Regions from separate parts of the Mus musculus genome. Here region 2 is linked to region 1. Evidence: chromatin loops called from intact Hi-C (ENCODE). Cell type or tissue: heart. All regions are shown on one strand. Links, peaks and the distances in the headings refer to the core of each region. The heading gives the core; the rest is flanking DNA.

Region 1 (10,494 bases), core at 1,013-9,012:
AGGCAGTAGCCAGTAGCCATGCTTTCCTTATTCTTTATGAATCTACCTGTTTGTTCCATGATCTACGCAAACACACAGGTGAATATGTACACCAAATGCATCTTACAATTCACAGTGGCAATGGCTCAATGTGGGAGATGTGTGGGGGGCTCATGATGATTCAATACATATTTAATGTGGCTACGATTAAGGAGACATCGAATCCTTTGATTTCAGTAGTGGGAGATTCATAAAGCATGCAAAATTATCATTTTACTCACCCATAGCAAGGTTTAGAGGGAGAATGTTATTGTGTGGGACACTTTAAAATCTCCCAATTACAGTTTAGAGATTCTAGTTAATTCTTCATATTTTCTCGTTACTTTTTAAATAATAACACTTATATTCAAATCGTGTCACTTCACAGTCAATGCACTTTATTTTTGAAGTAATAACTTTCTTTAAAGTGCTTTAAGTAAACCATGCAAGACAGAATAAATTGTTTGCATTCACTACAAAGGACTTCAGGGTTACAGATGGCCAGGAAAGGCACATTGCTGGGTGGTGCTGCCCAGAGTTTCCACATTCTTTTTGTTTTGTTTGAGACCAGCCAACATCTTGTGGAGACTCAGTGCAACTATCTCTTTTTGAGAAACTGCCCCTATCATGTGGGGAGAATTAGGTCTTCTCCTTTGTGTGCTTTAATAGAAATCTCAAATCACATCTGCTGTTAACCATGCCCTGCAGGGTGTTGTGCACACATGGCTCCCCCAGCTCAGCCAATACGTTTAAGTCCTCTGAGAGGGAGCAAGTACCATTCTCTCATTCCTCTGCTGTGTCCACACCAAGAGATGGGCTTGTAGAGATGGCTGTTTTCATATTCTGCCTTGCTTGGGAACCGCTTAGAAGGCTTTTCATTTGATTTTTACTGTACAGAGTACCGGTTTGATGATGACTTAAGAAGTGGGGATCTGCCTTGGAGGCTGTGCAGCAATTATAAGCATTATGGTTTGCAACATGCCTAACTATTACACATGAGTTCCTGAACTACAACTAAAAAGATCGATAACTAGAAATACGTCTCTGTTAGTATATAAAGAAGGAGTAAATCCATGGTCCTGACAGGTTTAACACTGGTGTGAGAGTGAGCATCTGACGGGAGGTTGTCATGGGGATAATGCTTCTATAGCCAATGACATTAACAGAAATAGAAATATCTAAGAAAGTGATGGTAGGCCTTGTTGTTTTAAAGTCTGCTGTCCCATAAATGTTCCTGTCTCAATACTTGACACTCAATGCATCTAAACATTGAGTTCATACTCAGCTTCTGTTCTCTGTTATTTTCCAACTTTCCAGCCCTGCACATGGACTCAGTGTCTACCAAGACTTTCAGGTTGGAAGTTTCTGTCTTGAGCTGGCATTCTTAGCTTTCCCTACTTGTTCCCTACAAGGCATCCTTGTCAGATATGCCTCCAGATCAGTCTGCCAGTCCCTTGTTCTGCATCCTCCTTAATCTCGCTTCATGTCACCTGTAACGGTCATCCATCTCCCTATTTCCACTGATACCCAACAATCCAGGCTTCAGGTTTCCTGGAGATAGTAACCAGCAGCCACTTCCTGGCAGTTCTTTAAGTTCTCCAATAAGTCTTTTCATGTAGAAGATCCAAAATTGTGCTGTGATTAATGGAGTTCATCTGGAACTGTATAGAACATTCTCTCTCTTCCTATTGACTTGACCTTAGTAGGGCATTAGTGTGCTTTCCAGATCTTGACTCTCGATGCCACTTCTGTAACCAGTAGTCTCTTTTTCCCAAATGATTTTTCCATTTGGGGATTTTCTTTGTCTCTTCCTCAGGTAGAATTAAAAGCAAAACTCTGTCTTATAAAGTATCCCTTTCCCATGCAGATCTTCCATTTCTTCTATGACTCTGTCTTATGATCTTTCACTAGGTCTTCTAATAAATAACTTTTAGACACTTCAAGGGAGGTATCAAGACCAACTCATTCTCATATCTCAAAACATAGACAGCATGGCACAAATTATGCATCATGGCTCAAATACAAAGAAAAGGATAAAAAAATAGTTCAATGCCTGGCCTTATATTCAAAAGGCAAACAATAGTGATTAACTTACATAATTATATAAAGCAGCTTATGTGTGGGGACTCCTCAGTAACAATGAAATTGCAGAGATATTTAGGGATAAAAAAAAAATGTTCCAAAACTTTAAGTTTAGCCTTTTGTTGATGAAAAGTTGAACAGAGTTAGAAAAGGGTACTTGGAATCTAGGTCTGTTGGAAAGAAATCACCCAGAAGTGTAAACATGAAAGAAGGGCCCCCTGTGATAATTCCCATATAGCTTTTAAAGCAAGCTGCTTGAACTGCTAAGATTGAAAGCCATTCTTAGCATACACGTTTCACAGATAGCCCGTCAAAAGGACCAGACATTTTGGTAGTGATAGAGCCTTCAGAGATTAAGATATCAAATCCAGCACCTTTTTTTCCTTTTAGAAAAGTTATGACTTATGAGGCTAAGTAAATAAAGCCAACGGAAGCTGTTGAGTCTATTGGTGTCACCACCTGACTTCAGATAACATCATGTCCTACCACTGGGAATGTGCACCGTAAGAAAGTCAGTCGGAGTACTAGTCTGTTTTACATATTTGAAAAGCAGATTACCAATGTTTAACTAGTGGTTTCAAGAACTACATATGTTTGGAAGCAATAATATAATCATTAAGATCCCCCTTTAAACTCATAATGTCTGCCACATCTTAGACAAGCAATAAACATTTACTGAATCTAGAAAGGAGACTTCAGAAGCCTGGAGTTCCAGTGGGACTTTCCATCTAATCTAGACCTGGAATGAAAACATAAGCTTCTTGGATAGAAAGCCAGTACTGGGCTTCCCAAGACCCAGTCTTCTGAGAGACAGACAGACAGACAGACAGACAGACAGACAGACAGTCTTGAGAAGCCTTTGGAATCCCCTTCAAGTTGGTTCCACCTCCAAACTCCACTGCCTTATTCAGGCTGAGGGTCCCTTCTCTCCTCATTTGCTCTGCACAGGATCTTTTCCAAAGAAGCGCCTTCTCCTGCCATCATGGTACAGGTGGAACTTGCTCAGCAAGTCCAAGCTAATACCTTGCCCATATTTTGTTTTAGTGACAACATTGCCCCCATCAAAGGCAACCCAGGAGACCACAGCATCCATGAACAGGAAAGTAGGCCACTAAACAAGCAAGCTTCAGATGGGGACTGATTTTTCAAATGCCTGTTTCCTGGTCCTTATCCTTCTAGCATCAGAACTGAGTCATTTACACACCTAACCTAGCCTGGTCCTCCTACAATAAGGTAGTGTAGTTTGGAGGTGGAAGGAACTTGAATCAATTTTGGCATCACTTCTTAACAGCTATGGGGGAAAATCACTACACTTCTCTGTGCATAGGTTCCCCAAACAGATGATGAGAATCACCTCTCACTACATGCAATGTGAGGACTGACAATGCACTGAAAACAGAGTCTAACTGTCTTCTGCTTTGATGACATTTACATATGGTACCATAGATTTGGAGGGAAGGATAAACACCCTACCTCAACTAAGGGAGCCAGTCTGGAACAAAACTGACCAATTAAACAAACAAATCTTTTATCAGCCTGTTGCAGAAAGGGTGTCTCACGTTTTCAATAATCTGTCCTTTAGAACTTAGCCTTTTTACGTTACTTTGACAGATAAATATTTGCTTGCTACCTTTCCTGCTACACCCAGAAGCATTTGGCTTTAAGTGAATATCATACAAACAGACAGATGAAGTGGCATTTTTATTTAACCGAAAACAAATCTCCAACCACTAACAGTGTTCATAACAGTAACACCTAACAGCGAAGAAACACAGAGTTAAGCTGAGACAACTGGTGTTCTACAGGGGCTCTAAGGGAAACTGAAAACTAGGGGAGGGAGTCCTATGGGTAGGCACAGATGCCAGGCAACTGACCGATGGGGCCTGGAGCCCTTCAGCTAAGGAAGGTAGGAGAAAAGCTCCACAGTGCTCCATCCCATCTGTGAAAAAAGCAAGCCCTCTTTACCGACTTTATCCCTGCTATTTCCTGTACTGCAAGATTTCCCAGACTCCTGCTCGTTAGAACCGTCGTGGTAGTCTTCCTTTAGATGTTATCAATTTTTCATTTATGCTAGCGAGTCTCAAATCAAATGCTACAAGAGTTTTGAAAATTCTAATTCTCAAGATCGACCCGTGAAATCTGAGTGTATGGAGTGGTAGCTAAACAACGGAGGAGGGGTGTAGTTTGTTTTGCTTGTTGATTTTTAAACCCAAATGATTTCATTGTGTAGTTAAGTTTGGGAAACTGAGCCTTACACCCCCTCCAACAAAAGTGCACGGAGCACCAACCCCCAAGTCCAACTTGGATGCGGATGACATCAACAGCAAGTGCAGACCTGACTCCTGGAACCCGAGCGGCTGGATTTTGAAATTGTGCAATTAAACCTTCCGAGGCATGTTTCTCGTGTCAAGTGGGTTTATGGTCGGATAGTCATGAAGCCAGACTTGTTCATGTTCCGTCTGGACAGTTGGCATGTGTGATCCATGGACATCAATGTTTCTTTTTAATTAGGGGTTATATTTTAGTTGGCCAAATATCAATCACTTGGGGGGGGGGAGGGGTGTGGAAGGAAAGAAAAGAAAAAGAAACCCAAGAGGGAACGTCTCAGCTAACAAGTAAGAAAGTTTGCTACCGGCCTCATTTTGAAACACCAAGGGTGCACTACACCCAAGGGCCCAGCTGTCACAAGGAGGTCAGCCATCCATTGCAAAGGCAAGTGATGCTGCAGCAGCCCAAGCTTCTGGGAAAGGGCAAATTCAGGGATCCCAGGGGAAGTAGCCACCCCGCAACGCTAGCTCCAATCTGGCATGGAGCCTTGGTCCCCAACCAGTGCACCTAGCCTGGCAAGTCTCTGGCATGCTCTATGCCTAAGAGGCGGAATCGACCCACCCCACCCGCCACCCCCACGCCCTCCTTTTTTTTTTCCTAGTGAAGAAGCAAATGACCACTAACACCATCTCTTCCCAGAAGTCCTAGGTGGTTAGTGACAGAGAGATCTCCACACTTCCAGGTCATTGCTGCAACTACACACCCGCGAAAGGGCAAGCCAGAAATCTGCAAGCTACATTGGGACTCAGGCTACCAGGTCCTGAGAGTACCCTGCTGGAGAAGAGAGGAGTTGAGGGAAACCGCGCTCAGGAAACCGCGCGTCTCAGAGGTTCCGACCTTGACCAGGGGCGCGTTGGTTCGCACTCCAGTCCCTCAACTCTCACACTGAGCGGGTGGGACACACCCGACCCGCTTGAGGATCCGGGGTCCCTCCGCTCTCCCTGACAGTACTGGGCGCACGTGCGCCAATGCCCGGCGTCCCGCGCTGTCCCGCACCACGTTTCTGCTCCGAACGCCTACTGAGCGCAGGAAAGTGAGGCAACTAAGTTGGCAGCAGTCAAGAGCCCCGGAGCGCACAGCCGCGGCTCCCACGCTGCCCTGGCAGCCCCTCTGCTCCTAGCCCAGTCTCCCTTCCTTCGGCGGCCCCAGTCTCGCCCATTCCAGACTCCGTCCAGTTCCTCCTATGGTCCCGGCCGCCTTTGGGAGCCAGAAGAGGAGGAGCGGGCGGCTGGGGACTTAGAGTCCCGAGCGGAGGTTGGGACTGGGCGAGCTAGCTCGCAGGGGGCGCGGGCCGGTGGGACACGCCCTTACCTTTCTTTTCCTCCAACGCCCCACCTGCGGCGCAGAGCGCGGTCAGCAACACCAGCAGTGTGGTTCTCGCGGTCCCTGAGGGTCGCATCTCTGACCGGGAGAGGTTGGCTCTGGCTCTCCGGGATTAATCCGAGACAGACGGAGTCCCACGGTTGTGCCCAGTGACTGCGCCGGCAACGACGAGACCCGGACACAGGCTCGCGTCCAGGTGACCTGTCGTCTGTCTGGGAGGCGGTAGCCTCCGGGACTCGATCCAGACGCCCTAGCCCAGGAGGAGCGCACAGTGCGGGAAGAAGAGGAGGGAGGCTGCTGCGCGTTGCGCTGGGGCTGCCCAGACGTCTAGTTAGCTCGGGTCGGGACTGGGGGAGGCTGGGCGGGAGGAGGAGGGACTAAAGAAGGAGGAGGGATCCAGAGGAGCGAAGAGGAGGAGAATGTCAGGAGAGAGGAAGCGCTCTCCGCGAGGATCGAAAGCAGGCAGTGACCGGAAGGTGGTGGTGGATGGCCTTGGCCACCACTAGACAAGGCTCTGGGGGCGAGTTCTGGCTGTGTGCAGCGGGTCAGTGGGTGGCCTTTGGAGTTAATTTCTGAGGGGACTCCGCTCCGCTGCATTTCAGGACCTAGGAAGTCCAGCCAATCTATGCCAGGGTCCCCTCCTTCCTTCCCTCTGTCTCCCACCTTCTTCCTTCCTTTCTTTCAATTAACCAAACAACTCTGGACCACCTCGGTTACAAACTGTCCAACCACAGAGCACAGGTTGGAGAATAACACAGGTGGGGACGCTGTTCACGTATTCTCCATAACTTCTCCAGGATCTCAGAAGGGTCAGGCTGACTTGGCAGCAGTTTCCAACAGCACAGGCAGAGGCGGGTGCCTCAAGTCTGAAGTGGCACTAAGAAGTCCAAGGGTCCTTCAGATCCCATCAAGAACCCTCCATGTCTTCTGAAAGAAGGGCAGCCAACTCCTGACACTTAGAAGGGCCTCAGTATATTTGCTGGATGAAAGCATGCATGTTGAAGAACATGGCATTTTCTACACCTGGAGCCAGTCTGGAGTGCTTGAAAAGCAAAGCAACGTACACATGAGGCAAATTCCTCCACAAAAGCAGAGACTTGACATAACAGCAGTGAACAAATCTTTAGAGCAGTTAGCATCCTCTAGTGACCTCAGCTAGCCCTGCCGCACATCAGGAGGCAAATTGCCAAGTAAGTTCACTTAGAATTTGACCAGTAGAAATGTGTCCCTGAACTTCAGGACCCACAACTAAATTCCTTCAGCAAAGACCAACCAATGTCCCTACTTCTTAGCTATCAGAGGAATGTCCCCTGCTTCCATTCAATCCAAAGTCTCTGAGTTTTTCACAAAATCACTTGGTCCCCTAATTTAGGCCCCTTTGCTGTGGGTGTCCTTGTTAGCAGAAGTCATGGCTAACCAGTGAGGCTCAGTCCAGCTTTTTCCATGCAGCCAGAAAGGAGGCATTCCGGACTTTTCGTCCGCACCCTGCAAAGTCAGGGCTGCTGCCCAAGTTTTGTAGGTGGCGTCTTGAATGGGAACACGTCACCCAGCCTGTGCAGGGACCCTCATCACAACCTGAGACCTTCACTGAGAAGTAGAGCGGGGTTTCTTAAACTTTTCCCACGGGCAACCTCTTTTCATAGATGCTTTTTATGTAATCTTGGGATTTTATATAAAATAGGTGTTCAAATCAGACATCGACTAATGGTAGATCCTAATGCAATGTTAAGATAATTTTTGGCATATATATGACTTTACCACTTACTAAAGATTAAGGCAAATTTGCATACCAATGAGATTGATTTGTTTATTGTTACAAAAAATTAGGTTTTGAATGAGTACTTGAAGCTGTGGAATGTAGAACATCTGTAATATTGTTCAGAGTTAATTAATATTTTGATTTACAATTCTCAAAGCATGAAACAGAAAAAATATATTTAGGGTCATCTTGGAAATTTCATCCTAATCCTATGTTAAAATTCTGTTACCTTTTTATAAAGAGACTTAAGACATTGATTTTAAATATTAAACATTCAAACACAATATAATCCAAACATAACCAAACATACTCATTTGAAGCTCCTATGCTAAGGAATGATGGTAGGAGAATATTAAAAATGTCTTGTTCTCTGTATTATGACATTATTATTCTATAAGAGAAGACAATTGTATGTGATAAGTAAAACTTTTGCAGCCATACCATATGGTAGTCTTGCATCTGAACTGAGTTTCGATGCAGCACTTCTTGGTACTCCACGGTGTAACAGCATGCACAGAGCAAAGAGTGAATAATGTGTGTATAGAAGCAAGACCACTGTGAAGTGCAATGCAGCACTGTGAAGCTCTGCCAGAAACACCTTAGTGTGTTTAGAATTTCTGGATTAAACTTTTATTATTGCACATTCAGAAAAATTTTACTGTTTCCGAGATTTTTGTACCTACTTCCCAGGGACATATGTGGGAGGGGAGCTTAGGTGTCAGTTTTCTGCTGTATGTTCCAAATAGGAACTTAGGGCAGTTTTTAAAGTAATACAATAATAAGGGGTGATTAGAAAAAGCCAAGCAAGAAATATAACAGTAGAACACAAAATGAAGATGGAGATGAGTTTTTTTTTAATTTTTTTTTAAGATTTATTTACTTATTATATGAAAGTACACTGTAGCCGTCTTCAGACACTCCAGAAGAGGGAGTCAGATCTCATTACGGATGGTTGTGAGCCACCATGTGGTTGCTGGGATTTGAACTCCGGACCTTCGGAAGAGCAGTCGGGTGCTCTTACCCACTGAGCCATCTCACCAGCCTGGAGATGAGTTTTTAAAAGTCTGTAGACAGTGATGATTCCCATGTTCATGTTTCCAGGACTGGAACTCTGGCTTAAAATGTATTTTCTATCAAGGGATATGGTCAGTGGCACAAGTCATAATGAACACATAGTAAAGTAGAAATGATAATGATAGCTACAACTGATTTTTAAGAATAGTCAAGATTCTCTCTATGTTAAGAAGCAACAGCACTCATACGCTGATGGTTAGAATAACCCTTGGTGTGACCTTCTGGCAGTTACTAGAACATCCCTCAATATGGCCCCATGATAGAACATCCTTCAGTGTGACCCAACTACAATCCGCCTCCTAGAAACAAAGCCTCCTCAAGATCATCACCAAGAGATCAGTGACACTGAAGTTACAGAGCACAAAACTAGGAGAGGTTCTATGAAATATGCTTCCCTTTTGGTCACCTACATGAGGATCTTCTGCATGCACTGTGTAATCTTCTGGGCTTTAACTGTGAAGAGTAACGTCAGGATGAATTTGTACTCATTGGCAAGTACTAGAGTTATTGATGCTTATGTTAAATAAAAGTGATCTTGAGCCAGGCGTGGTGGCTCACGCCTTTAATCCCAGCACTTGGGAGGCAGAGGCAGGAGGATCCCTGAGTTTGAGGCCAGCCTGGTCTACAGAGTGAGTTCCAGGACAGCCAGGGCTATACAGAGAAACCCTGTCTTGAAAAACCAAAATAAATAAATAAATAAATTAATTAATTAATAAAAATTTTAAAATGTGGTCTTGGTAGGCTGGCAGAAATGACTTCTTTTGGAAAGAACAGAGGAGCCTTGCATAGCCAGAGCTTTGCACACAGGCCCTGTGGAAATTAATTGAAGGAACTACTTGGTACTTCCTACACTTGGTATGGGTAACCCAGATGAAATGTGTGCCAACATTCAGCAAGGACTCAGAGAGTTCTTTATCCTCTCTAAACAACAACGTCACCTGTCCATAATAAGATAGAAACAAATAAGTTGGCACACGGATCATCAGATATACTGACATCTCACCGGAGTTCAGCAGAGTCTGGAGTGCTGCTGCCCCTCCAGAATGGTGTAGTAACACAGAGTATTTCATCTGGGTTACCCATACCGAGTGTAGGAAGTACCAAGTAGTTCCTTCAATTACTCTCCACAGGGCCTGTGTGCAAAGCTCTGGCTATGCAAGGCTCCTCTGTTCTTTCCAAAAGAAGTCATTTCTGCCAGCCTACCAAGACCACATTTTAAATTTTTATTAATTAATTAATTAATTTACCTACAGTGTGTCCATCATTACACAACAAGATGTTTATTCTCTGCCACATACACTAACAAGCAATTTTTCTGACAAATGGCTACATTAGAGGCTTTTGAGTGTGGTATGTTGAATAGGAGTTTACTCTTCTCTAAGAGTGACATGAAATTGATTTTCCAGAATTCTCGGATGTCATGGGAAGAAAGACAAGTTGTGTCTTCAAGTGAATCTGAGGGAGGAAAAACAAAGCAGAAGAACAGATCTCAAAGTTTGCAGACATCTTAAAAAGCAAATTCTGGACCTCGCTAAGAATGGAGTGGGCTGACTCCAGAGTATAATGTATTTCTCAGGAGGGTTTTTGGTTTTTTTTCCTCATAGGAACAGTAAATGCTAAGGGAAATTATGAGTCAAATTCTAAAATTATGAAAAGATGTGCTCTTCTAAAGTTTTCATTTAAAAGTATATATAAGCATATAATATTTTTATGGATGTGTTTTAAGGATACCCAAGAATCTGGTGACAATTTGCATCAAGGGAGCTGCTGGGTGTTGAGGGTTAGAGGGAGAGTTATTTTTTCATTGTTTGTCCCTTTACACACTTAGAATTTTGTCCTGTGAACCCAAGGGTCATTACCCACAGATGATCCCTGCTGACATTTAGCCTTAGGATAGCAGGCTCTGCTGC
Region 2 (10,494 bases), core at 1,069-9,068, 48 kb before region 1:
ACCCAGCATTGTATTGTAACATTGTTACTGTGAATTGTGATGAGTATAATTTAAAGAAAGAAAAAGAAGTAGAATAAAATAAAGAGACAGACTGTGGAAAAGATCAGAGTAATTCCATGAAGATAATATGCACTGAAACTATGTGGAGCCATGAGTATATGTCAAAATAGTAAAAAAGCATTTGTCAGAAAATACTACGCAAGCTGCCCAGGGAGAAAAGCTATTAATAGTCACATCCAGCTATAAAGACTGAGAACCACAACAAGGACTAGAGTGGTAAGATACTCTCAGTAGTGCAATAACAGCCACTTGTATCTTAGGAGTAATCAGCACTTGGAGTAGTCCAACTGAACCTAAAGTACACTGAGTTTACAGGAATTCACAATAGTCTGTGGATATGGCAATATCGAGCCCTAGAGGAGAACCAATTACTATCATGTGACTGGAAGTCTCCAATTGACTTTCAAATATTCATTCTTATGTCCATAGGTAGATGGAGTTCTCAGCTATAATTACAGAGGCTTCTTCTTTAGGCAGTCAGAGGCTATTAGAATGATTTACAACTGGTCCAAATGAAGAATAAAGGGCACTGTAAGGCTCAGGGAAGTTCCTGGAGGTGGAGGCAGAGAGATTTTAAGAGCCTGATTACCGATGAGGTTTTTTTTTAGGCAGTACAGGAATGCTTCACCCATTAACATTCTACAATATGCTTGCAATCAGCATGCCAACATGGAAGAGAAAATGTCACAATGCTCTCCTCTTAAATGAAGAGCTAAAGACTTCTTAGGGAGAGGGAATCAGTTGTTTGTTCTTTTAGGGAGCAGAGCATTCCTAAGTGGTTAGCCTTAAACACAGGCAAATATAGGCAACATTAATTGAACTTAGTAGGGTGTGTATGTGTGTGTGCGTGAGCATGTCTGTGTCTGTGTGTGTATTGTATACATTTATATTTAATTACAGAAGAAGAGGTAATGAATTTGAAAGAGGATAGTGTGTGGGGGGAGCATGGGAAGAGATGGAGGGGAAGGGAAAAGTAATAATGATAGAAATGCAGAAAACTCATGCATGGAATTCTCAAAGGATTTTTGTAATAAAACATCTCTAAACTTGGACAGGTTGAAATTATGTTGTAAGCCACTAAGCTAATGTTATAGAATGGTTTCCATGTTAGCTATTTCTGAACTGTTGACTGGCTCAGAATACTTTATAGAATGACCTGGAACATACCAAGGCATGCTCTTAAGTGAGGGGCATGGAAGGTTTAGAAATTTAAAAACAAAACAAAACAAAACAAAACTCACTTTTTCAGAATGGCCTCATAACCTGCCTTCCTTCCATCAGGGTTGAGAACTATGTGGAAGTGACCATTTCTAGCCCAAGGTAAGTGGGTGTATCTGAGATGAACTTACTATCCAGGAGAAGTAGATTTGAGTCTTGCTTTCCCAGTGGCAACAGAGAGCACTTCAGAAGACACGCCCACCTCTATATAATTAGAGGTAGTTGGGGACAGGTCACCTCCCAGGTCTTGAGCTCTTGTTCTTCCACATTGCACTTTGGACCTGGCCTGTCCCAGAAGTGGGCAAAGTCCTCTGAGAAAAGGAAAACCAGAACTAGTCTAGACAAGATTCCTTCATGCCAAAGGCATGAATGGGCCAGCCAAAGATGCGCATCATCCCTGCTCAGTAGACCTTTCTCCTCCCACCGCTGTGGTGAATGAAGAAATAAACAGCACAGAATCTGTCATCTCAGGGGTGGGTCTTGTGTGCAGATGGCATCAATGGATAACTTCTCTTGTTGCAATAGTCCACAATCCATAACATTCTGTTAATCATTTCTATTCCCTGGTCACACACAGTTCTGCCAAGAATACATTTCAAATGATTTCTGTTCAAAGCAAATTTGTTGTTTTATGTGAAGATCTTGTGGAAGTGTGACAGTCGGGTGTGCATCTTCAACATCTGGGATCCACAAATGAGTGTTTGTCTTTACATTTTGCAGAACACATGTGAGTGTGCAGAGCTTACAAGCTTACAAGAAGTGCCTCCTTGTGTAAGGGCAGGGAATTTAACCTTCCTGACAAATGACTGATGTCACTGGGTTGTGTCCTGGCTCAACAGAGTTCCATATTTTTCATTGTTATATCGACGCTATGGTAGATGTTATTTATTTTATCTAATTTTATTTTTAGTTGACAAATGAAATTGTTATATTTACGGTACTAAATGTGATATATTGATATTTTCATCACTGTGGAATGGCTAACTTAAGATAATTAATGTATGTGTTACTTCATATAATTTCTCTTTTATTTTGGAATAGTAAAAAGATACGTATTTACTCCACTAGCAGTTCTAGAGTCTGCAACGCACTGTTATTAGCTGTAGTCACTATTATTTTCCATAGACCTCTTGAAGGTATGTCCTCCAGCAAACTGAAATCTGGTTGCTTTCCCAGGGCATCTCCTCAGCCCCTGGGGACCATGCTTCTCTGCCTCTATGGGTTCTGCCCTCCCTTTCAGATTCTACATGTAAGTGAGGTCACACAAAATGGCCATTGTGCATCCAGCCTTGTGACATAATGTCCTCTAGCTCTGCTTGTGTGGTGAATCGACAGGTAGGATTCCATCTTGTATGTACTAAACAACAAGCAGAGATGGGTACTTATTGCACAGTGCAGCCTTACAGTGTCTTATGTTAAAACATGGACCTTTTCAAAGCAAATGGACATCATAGCAAAAGCATGCACCAGGATGTAACTGCTTAAAACTTTAAAAAGGAAAGATGTCATACTTAAATCTAAAACACAAAACAAAAACCTTCTAGAAGATACTATGAGAAAACATGAGTGCAAAAAGCATAATTCATGAAAGGCAAACACTTTTGAGATAAGATTCTTTTCTTTTATCTAGCAAATGATTATGTCAAGAAATTGAAAGTGAGCTATTATATACTACTAGTAGAGAGTGAGTAACATAGACTATATAAAGAACCCTGAATGCACAAATGTCTGTCCTGGCTGCATGCCTATTTCAGCTTTGTCGGAGTTCTTAGAAGCACACAGCATTTCTTTCTCACCAGCTGTTGGATTCACTTCCTTTGCCTACTAAGGTTTTGAGGTTCTATGAAAATAATAGCCAGTAAAAAGCAAACAAGGCAAGCCTATTTCTTGCACACAAACCCAGAAGGCCACCAAAATTCTCCACAATCAGCAAATGAGAGCACACAGTGTGGTTTGAAAGACTCCATCAAAATTTAAGGCTCGCTTGGAAACATTAAAAGGTGACACCAGGTGAGAATATTTAAGAGCTGATTCGGTCACAAGGACCTGCCTTCAGGAGTGAATTAATCTGTTAGTGAACTAATGGATGATTTAGCTAACTTAAGAGTAGTCCTGTCACAAAACTGTCTTGCCTATCCCATCCCTTTCCATGTGACTGTCTGCACTGCCTTGAGGCTTTGCAGAGTCCTGACTGTCACAAAGGTGCCCCACAGATGCAGCTTCCCAAACTTCACTCTTCCAAGCCTCCTAACCCTGAGCTGAACAAAATCCTATATTTTATAAATCATCCGGTCTGTGGTATTCAGCCATAGCAACGACAACAACCTGTGATAGTACAGTGTACTATCACAGTAAACTATCGTGAGAAAATCAGCAGTAAACAAAATAGTAGAAAGTAAATGGAACGGAGGTTTAATTCACATGCGTCTCAACCTTCGCTGAAATCCAGACCCTGGAAGAGAAGTCACACAAAGAGCACATCTCTGAGGGGAAATGAAGTAATGTGCAAGCCCACCCTCTTTTTCTCAACATCTCTCCCAGATTCAGGACACACAATTCTTTTCCATTTCTCCTCACTCCAGCATTCACACTCTGGCCATTTGTCACCTCGGCAGAATCCACATGGGCACATCTGTACCGAGGCACATCAGCCCACCTACTGTCTCTAATGCAGGCTGGGACAGGGCACTACCTCTACAGCCCCTGAGACTGCTGACCTGCTCCCTCCTAGACTCCGCCTCTTCCTTCCCTCTCTGGATGTTCCATCCAAACCCCCATGTGGGCTTCTTTTCTTCACCTAGCCTCAACACAGGACTCCTTCACCCTTTACTTTGAATTTAGCCTGTGACTATTTCAACCCACATAGCTTTTCAGAAAGCTAAGTTTGATTCTCTTTATCCTTCTGAAACCACCTAAATCCTCTCTGTTATCCAGAAGAACAAGAAGAGCTGGTGAATGGTTGGGAGTCCGGTGCTCTGCTCTAACCCACTCTAGTCGATAGAGAAGCCCAGGCTAGCATGAACAGGCCAATAAAGAAACACAGGTCAGGAGGTTCTTTGTGCATGCCGCTGATCCACTGCTCTAGAGCAGGGCAAGTGATGTCACAGGGACCTTGTATTGCCTATTCAATTCCATCTCAATGACACTCCCTGCCCTTCTTAGGACAGCCAAAATCTATGGCTCTGTAGCAGTACCCAAGCTCTAATCAAGACTGATCCATGCTAGACTGGCATGGGCATTACTTCATTCATTCATTCATTAGCTGTAGGGAGCATGTGGTCTCCAAACTACTCCAAACTTTTGTAGGCAAGTAAAGACACATCACAGTTTATAAAACTTATTTCCCCAGGCTGTCCAGAGCAGAAGGAGGAAGAGAGAGGTGTATAAACTTTTATGTGCTAAGGTATTTTAGCTAACTTGGTATAACTGGTGTGTATTTCTTATCATTTAAGAAAGAAAGTAGAAAAGGTTTCCCCTTTCTGGAGACAGTGTCAAGTCTAAAATGATAATGTAAAAGGAACTTTCTGGTGCAGGTAAGTGCTTCAGGGATGGTATTGTGGGCAAGTGTTACTGGAAGCCTGATGGGCAGAGCTCTGTCACCTAACACTGGAGGAACACTCATCCTCACTGCCACCACCTATTTCTTCTTTCCTTCCTTCCTGAATGCCCATATGCAAATGTAAACATGTAAGATCCTATCAAGAACAGGAGCAAGATAAGTGTTGCATGGTTTCCAGAGTGTCAGGAGTAAAGCCTGCTTCTGACTCACACTTATTATTTTCAAATGTTCTTCACAGCCATGTACTTTGCCCCAGCAGCCCTGGCCGCCTCCTCCCCCTTCTACACCCACAGTGTCACTGGGTCACTTGAGATAGTGCTTAGCTGGAGAAACATTACAACTGTGCCAAGCTTTTCTAGCTAAACAAGACTGAGCCTGATGCGTCAGAGCCTGCTCTCCAATAGCAGCTCAGGACGCAGCCTCCAGCTCTTCGCAGCTGCCTTAGGGCGAAAGACAACGCAACTCTGCCACTCACCAGCCAAGTCTCCAGAGCATCTCTTCTAGAAGCTAACTCTAGAGGAAGACTTCATGCAGCCTAGAGCAGCTCCTGGGCTTCCCTAGAATGCTGTTTTCCAAATTCTCTAGTAGGTTCAGATCTGTTAGCCTAAATAGCTGCCCTGCTGCGAGTGCTTCTGAGTTGTTCCATGTGAAAGTAAACTGGTGTTATTTAATCACATCATAGTCTTGTAGGGAGAATTAGAGGGGAATGTGTGAACCAGGTTGCCCAGCACAGGCACACAGCCCTTATACATCCCTGTAAGGACACAACACAGGCAGCAGTGAATACATGCAGGCTTCCTGTGGGACACCAAGGAAAGGGCAAGTTTTCACTTTCATGTGTAAATGTCATGACTAAGCTAAGGCCCAGTCAGTAAGGAAAGCATCATAGTTACACCTGTGTTCTCTAGGTATCTTCAAGAAAACAATCCCACAGCCATAAATATTTTTTTTCCTCAGAAACCTTACTTAATGACTGTCAAGGAATGCTGTGTTCCAGAGGCCAGATTCTTGGCCCATTCACAGCACCATATAAGTAGCCTATAGCTGGCAAAGAACACTAGTCACTCAAACTGTCACATTTGCCAAGATGTCCTAGAGGTGAAGGAAGGGCTGAGTTGTATGTGCACTGCAGACCCTCAATCATCTTGCCAAAGCATCAAATGATTCTTCAGGTCACACATTATTGTGTATGTCCTCAGTAAGGGCACACATATATTGGCAGTAATGTGCAGTGTTATCTAACTTTTATTTAGCTGTTATTGGTTCTCTCTCTGCAGTGACTTCCATTTTCTAATTTCAAAGCACATGCTGATTCATGTCCTCTGCTGTTTGCCATTTCCCACTTCCCATTGTCTATTCTTCATGTTTATTGACATCCTACAATAGAATGGCCAGTGACAGGGACCAGGCATACCTATGAAGGTGCAAACCTTATATGAAGTTCCTCAGAGCTCTGACATAACATAATCTGACATACTCAAGTGGGTCAGTACAATGTGTGTACAAATAATTCTTTGAGAATGGAGAGCTGTCTACTCCACTAATGGCATTCAAACAGGCAGAAGTCTTTTGCTGGAGGCTTCTGTGTGAAGCAATCATGCTTTAATTGGGGTTTATTACAAGGAGCATTGGAAGATTCATACAGGGCTCTAATATTAATGAATTAAATGATGTTTATATCATGGATCAAACATACCTACATTCCTCCTGAAGCTTAGGAATATATTGTTTTGAACTTGACTACACTGGGCCACTTGAAAGCCCAAGTTGCTGTCATGAGAATTCTTAGGAGGCAGAACACAATTGAAGCAATGAGAGCAGGCCAGCTCACTCATCTCTAATAGATGAAGAATGTGTGTGTGTGTGCTTGCATATGAAAATGGGTATACCCAGCAACAAAAATCCAAAAGAAAAATCTTTCTCTTAACATTAGTTGTGTAATCTGGGTCACACACTGTCCTAAAAACATGTTTTTTTTTTTTAATCTTTAATCCTTTTTTATAGTCCAGTCTTCATCCCCCTCCTGTTGTGCTCCCCGAACATGCCCCATCACATACACCCCCCATTGTCCTAATAACTTAAACCAAGGTGCATAGCATAATGTTTATTACAATTTTGTCTGCCAAGGAAATTAGCTTTTGCTGGTAGCATGGAGCCTTCATATTAAAATCTTTATATGTTGTGACTCATTAAAGGAACCTGCAAGGCTTTCTTGAGTTTTAAGTATATTTGTTGATATTTGTTACCATTTCTATTGGTCTGTTCAGTTATGGTGAGGATTTTATTTCAGTCCAAAATTTTGGCAAGGTAAGTTGTATGGAATGTTCATTAAGCTCCCGGATAGGACGGGTTGTAATGCTTTTAAAGCTGTTAGAACAAAGCTAACCAAATTTTCAAAATAAACCACAGTAGCACCTCAAATGAGATGTTTCCATATCAAATGTGCCATTCATAACTAATTGCTAATGGACACTGGCTAGGCTGTAAAAAAAAATGGACAAGAACAATTAATTGAGTTAAATAAGCTTGGATATTTCCAGTTGAATGGAAATGCCCAGTGAGTCTGCTTGCTTATTTTGTAAAGAACTGTTATGTAGTTATAGATTGCATTCTCACCAACTGAAAGCCAGCCCATCTCATTTAGTGCTCTTTTTAGCTCAGCAAATTCTGATTTGGAGACTTCATGCACATGGGTTATTGTAGAATCCTATTTGCAGACCAACTGAAAGAAGAAAAAAATAAAGAGTTCCAATCCCAGAGAACATGGTGTAGCTCAGAGCTTGCCAGAGACAGCAGCTGTGATCTCCTGAGAGGCTGCCTGGGCTCTTTTCTCACCACTGTGATGGGATCTGCCTCCTAAGCAAACTTGTGACCAGGATGCAGGCTTCAGGTAGCCCAATGTCATGAAGTCTGAAGGATGTATTCTTAAGATTCAGGAAGAACACAGCCATGTATAACTAATGACATAAATAGGACTTAATCTGGGGGTGGGGGTGGGAATCAGATTAGTAAATTCATCCTAAATATATTGCTTGCTATTGTTTCTAAGTATATTCCACAGTGGATATATTCTGAAGTTAAATATAAACTGTGCTACAGAAGAACTTGTGTCTCAGTGGTGACATTTACAAGACAATTGATAAAAGGGAAGCTTCCGTAAAGGGAAGGTTCAGAGCAAAAGGTAATGATTGCAGGGGCTAAGAGGCGGGGTCCTTTGCATGATGTAGGAACAGGGCAAGAAGTACAACCACTACTGTCCGGGTTAGCAGAGACAGTGTGCTGACCTGAGACTATGATGTAAACATTTGATTGCTCATTTATTGTTTGTACTTGTGTTTTGGGGAGAGGTAGTTCGCACAGGTGGAGGTCAGAGGACAACTTGTGGGAAGCCACTATTTCTACCATGTGTGTCCTGAGGTTTGAACTTGGCTCAGAAGAAAAAGGTGCTTGCCACCTACTCTGGTGAACTATCTCTCCAGGCCCCTGTGGTGTTTCTTAAGAGTGTGTTTCTTTTAGCTCTTGCTTCTGCACTGGTTAGTCTTTGGGGAAGAATGCAGAGTGGATCATGTGATCTGTTCCTCCAAGGGTGGCCTTTTTGTGCTACCAACACACCTGTGCCTTCTGTTCAAGTACCTATACCTGCTCTTTAAAAATTTGAAGCACTTGACAAAGTGTGTTTAGTGACACTGAAAGTCTCTTGAAGTTCCCTTTTTGATTTTCCACTATTATGATGGTTATAGCCAACAGTTTCCAGAACAGAGCTCTAAAATAACATGGCTTTAATTTTGAATTAATTTCTGAACGAAAATACATTTTAAAAAAAAATGACCTTCCCAGAACTTTTTAGTTGTTTGACTGATATACATCATTTCTTAATTTGACAAGATAATCTTGACATTGCCAGTTAATCTAGTTGATTAAAAATGTCCCTTGATGTTAAGATATGCATTAGAAAAATTACACATTCCCTAATAATATTATACATAGAAATTAAAAGCAGGAGTGTGGAGAAGAGAGGAGATATTTTTATAATGTTAGATGATTTTTAAAAATCTGTATTATCCACAAATTTTTTTTTCTGGAAAAACGTCCCATGCCTTCCAACTGGAGAGAAAGTGTGAGATCACCACTTACACGTTTTGTTTCTGACATGAGCTAACTACGGAAGGCCATAGTGAGCCAGTGTTTGTTTTAAACTTTCTCACAACTTGCAGTTCTTATTCAAGGCATCTAGAATGGAGCATGGATATTAATGCACCAGGTTAAGTGATCAACCAGGAAGGGAATTAAAAATCAAGTCGCAGACTGAAACTGATCTTCCCCAAGTTCTTACTGGATCCATAATAGAAATTACTGTCAAAACGTGACTCAGAGTCTGAGAAGGTGTGTGGATTTGGTGCGCTTTTTTTTTTTATCACAGGGAAGATAGCATGCAACTCAGAAGAGCCCACATGTGACAGGAATGACAAAAAGCAGACTCACACGCCGGAAGAATTAAAAACCATAAATAAGCCAGCACTAAGGATTTCTGCACCCATGCCTGAGGGCTGTTGGAGCAGCCATAAAGCATGCAGATTGTGTACAGTGCCTGTGAGGGAAGGGCAAACTTAGCTCAGAAAGAAGTGTACCAAACAAGGTGCATTCAAATTCCTGTTGGTAGATTTTGGAAGTTGTCCAAACTGGGGGCACCTTTGACGTACTTACTGTGCAAGCATCTCCCATACAAGCATGCCAAGAGCACACACTCTGAGGGATACTTGATTTTATTCTCCCCCCAAATATCTTCTCATCTACCATGTTGTGCCACGTTCTAGATCAAGTCTCCCCCTGCCTCATCCTGGATGTGGCTGCACTGAAGGGATTCCTTCAATGTTCAGAAAAAAAATTTTTTCAAAGGTGACTAACTGGTTAAATAATGGGGTGGGGACCTTTAATGTCAGATATTTGTCATTCTTCAGGAGGAGAAATGATGACTGACAGGTCAGGTAGCCAGAGGGTTGGCTCCCAGGAGAGATAAGGTACAGTCAAGCCTGAGCACTCCTAGTCTAAGTGTAGTAACACAGTTTGGCCTTTGGGAGTTGAACAACCCTTTCACAGGGGTCATCTATGACCATCAGAAAACATTGACATTTTATATTATGATTTATAACAGTAACAAAATTACAGTTATGACCTAGCAATGAAAATAATTTTATGGCTGAGAGGCATCACAACATAGGGAACTGGATTAGATGGTCACAGCATTAGAAAAGTTGAGAACCGCTGCCTTCAAGTAATAAATATTATTACGTCTGTGGTGCCAACAAGAAGGCAAAGGTGCACGTGGCTCAAGGCACTTACTGTCCAATCCCTTAGCAACTAACTAGGCAAGCTGGGGTGTGCACCTTATTTGTGTAAGCACAAGTTCTCTTATCTCTGTACAACGCCTTGAGACTCAAGAGACTTACCTTGAATGGGTCAAGTAAGGATAAAGCCCATTCGAAGTTTCTTGAACAAAAGGTCCAAATTACTTTGCTAACAGCTTCTGATCCTCGACAGATGTAACACAAATTGGAAAGGAAGTTTGCATTTTAACTTTATATGCAACATTTAATTTACATTCTTGTGGGTCACATACAAAAGGAGAGCTTTATTTAGGGCCATGGCAATGGGGCTGG

Evidence for each region. Peaks named below come from ENCODE experiments on the same cell type or tissue, not always from the same donor. Only the 100,000 strongest peaks of a DNase experiment are listed, where the experiment ranks them.
Region 2: a loop joins it to region 1, with 2.0 times the contacts of the local background. A loop is called at or near these places in 5 of 42 quality-filtered maps.

The regions. Positions count from the first base shown.
Region 1 is chr11:16,747,816-16,758,309 of GRCm38, reverse strand. Egfr (epidermal growth factor receptor) reads right to left here and starts at 6,107. Exons shown (of 28, transcript NM_207655.2): 1 at 5,740-6,107. The coding sequence starts at 5,827. In heart, for the core only: CTCF peaks have their summits at 5,180 and 6,212 (motif pointing right); DNase peaks (open chromatin) are centred at 4,829, 5,519 and 6,119; H3K4me3 peaks cover 1,964 bases; H3K27ac peaks cover 1,387 bases; H3K27me3 peaks cover 4,899 bases.
Region 2 is chr11:16,795,400-16,805,893 of GRCm38, reverse strand. The region is part of intron 1 of Egfr (epidermal growth factor receptor); the gene reads right to left. Among named protein-coding and RNA genes, the nearest start is that of Gm39584, 7.2 kb to the right of the region's middle. In heart, for the core only: no CTCF peak of the experiment used is centred there; DNase peaks (open chromatin) are centred at 5,173 and 7,633; H3K27me3 peaks cover 2,468 bases.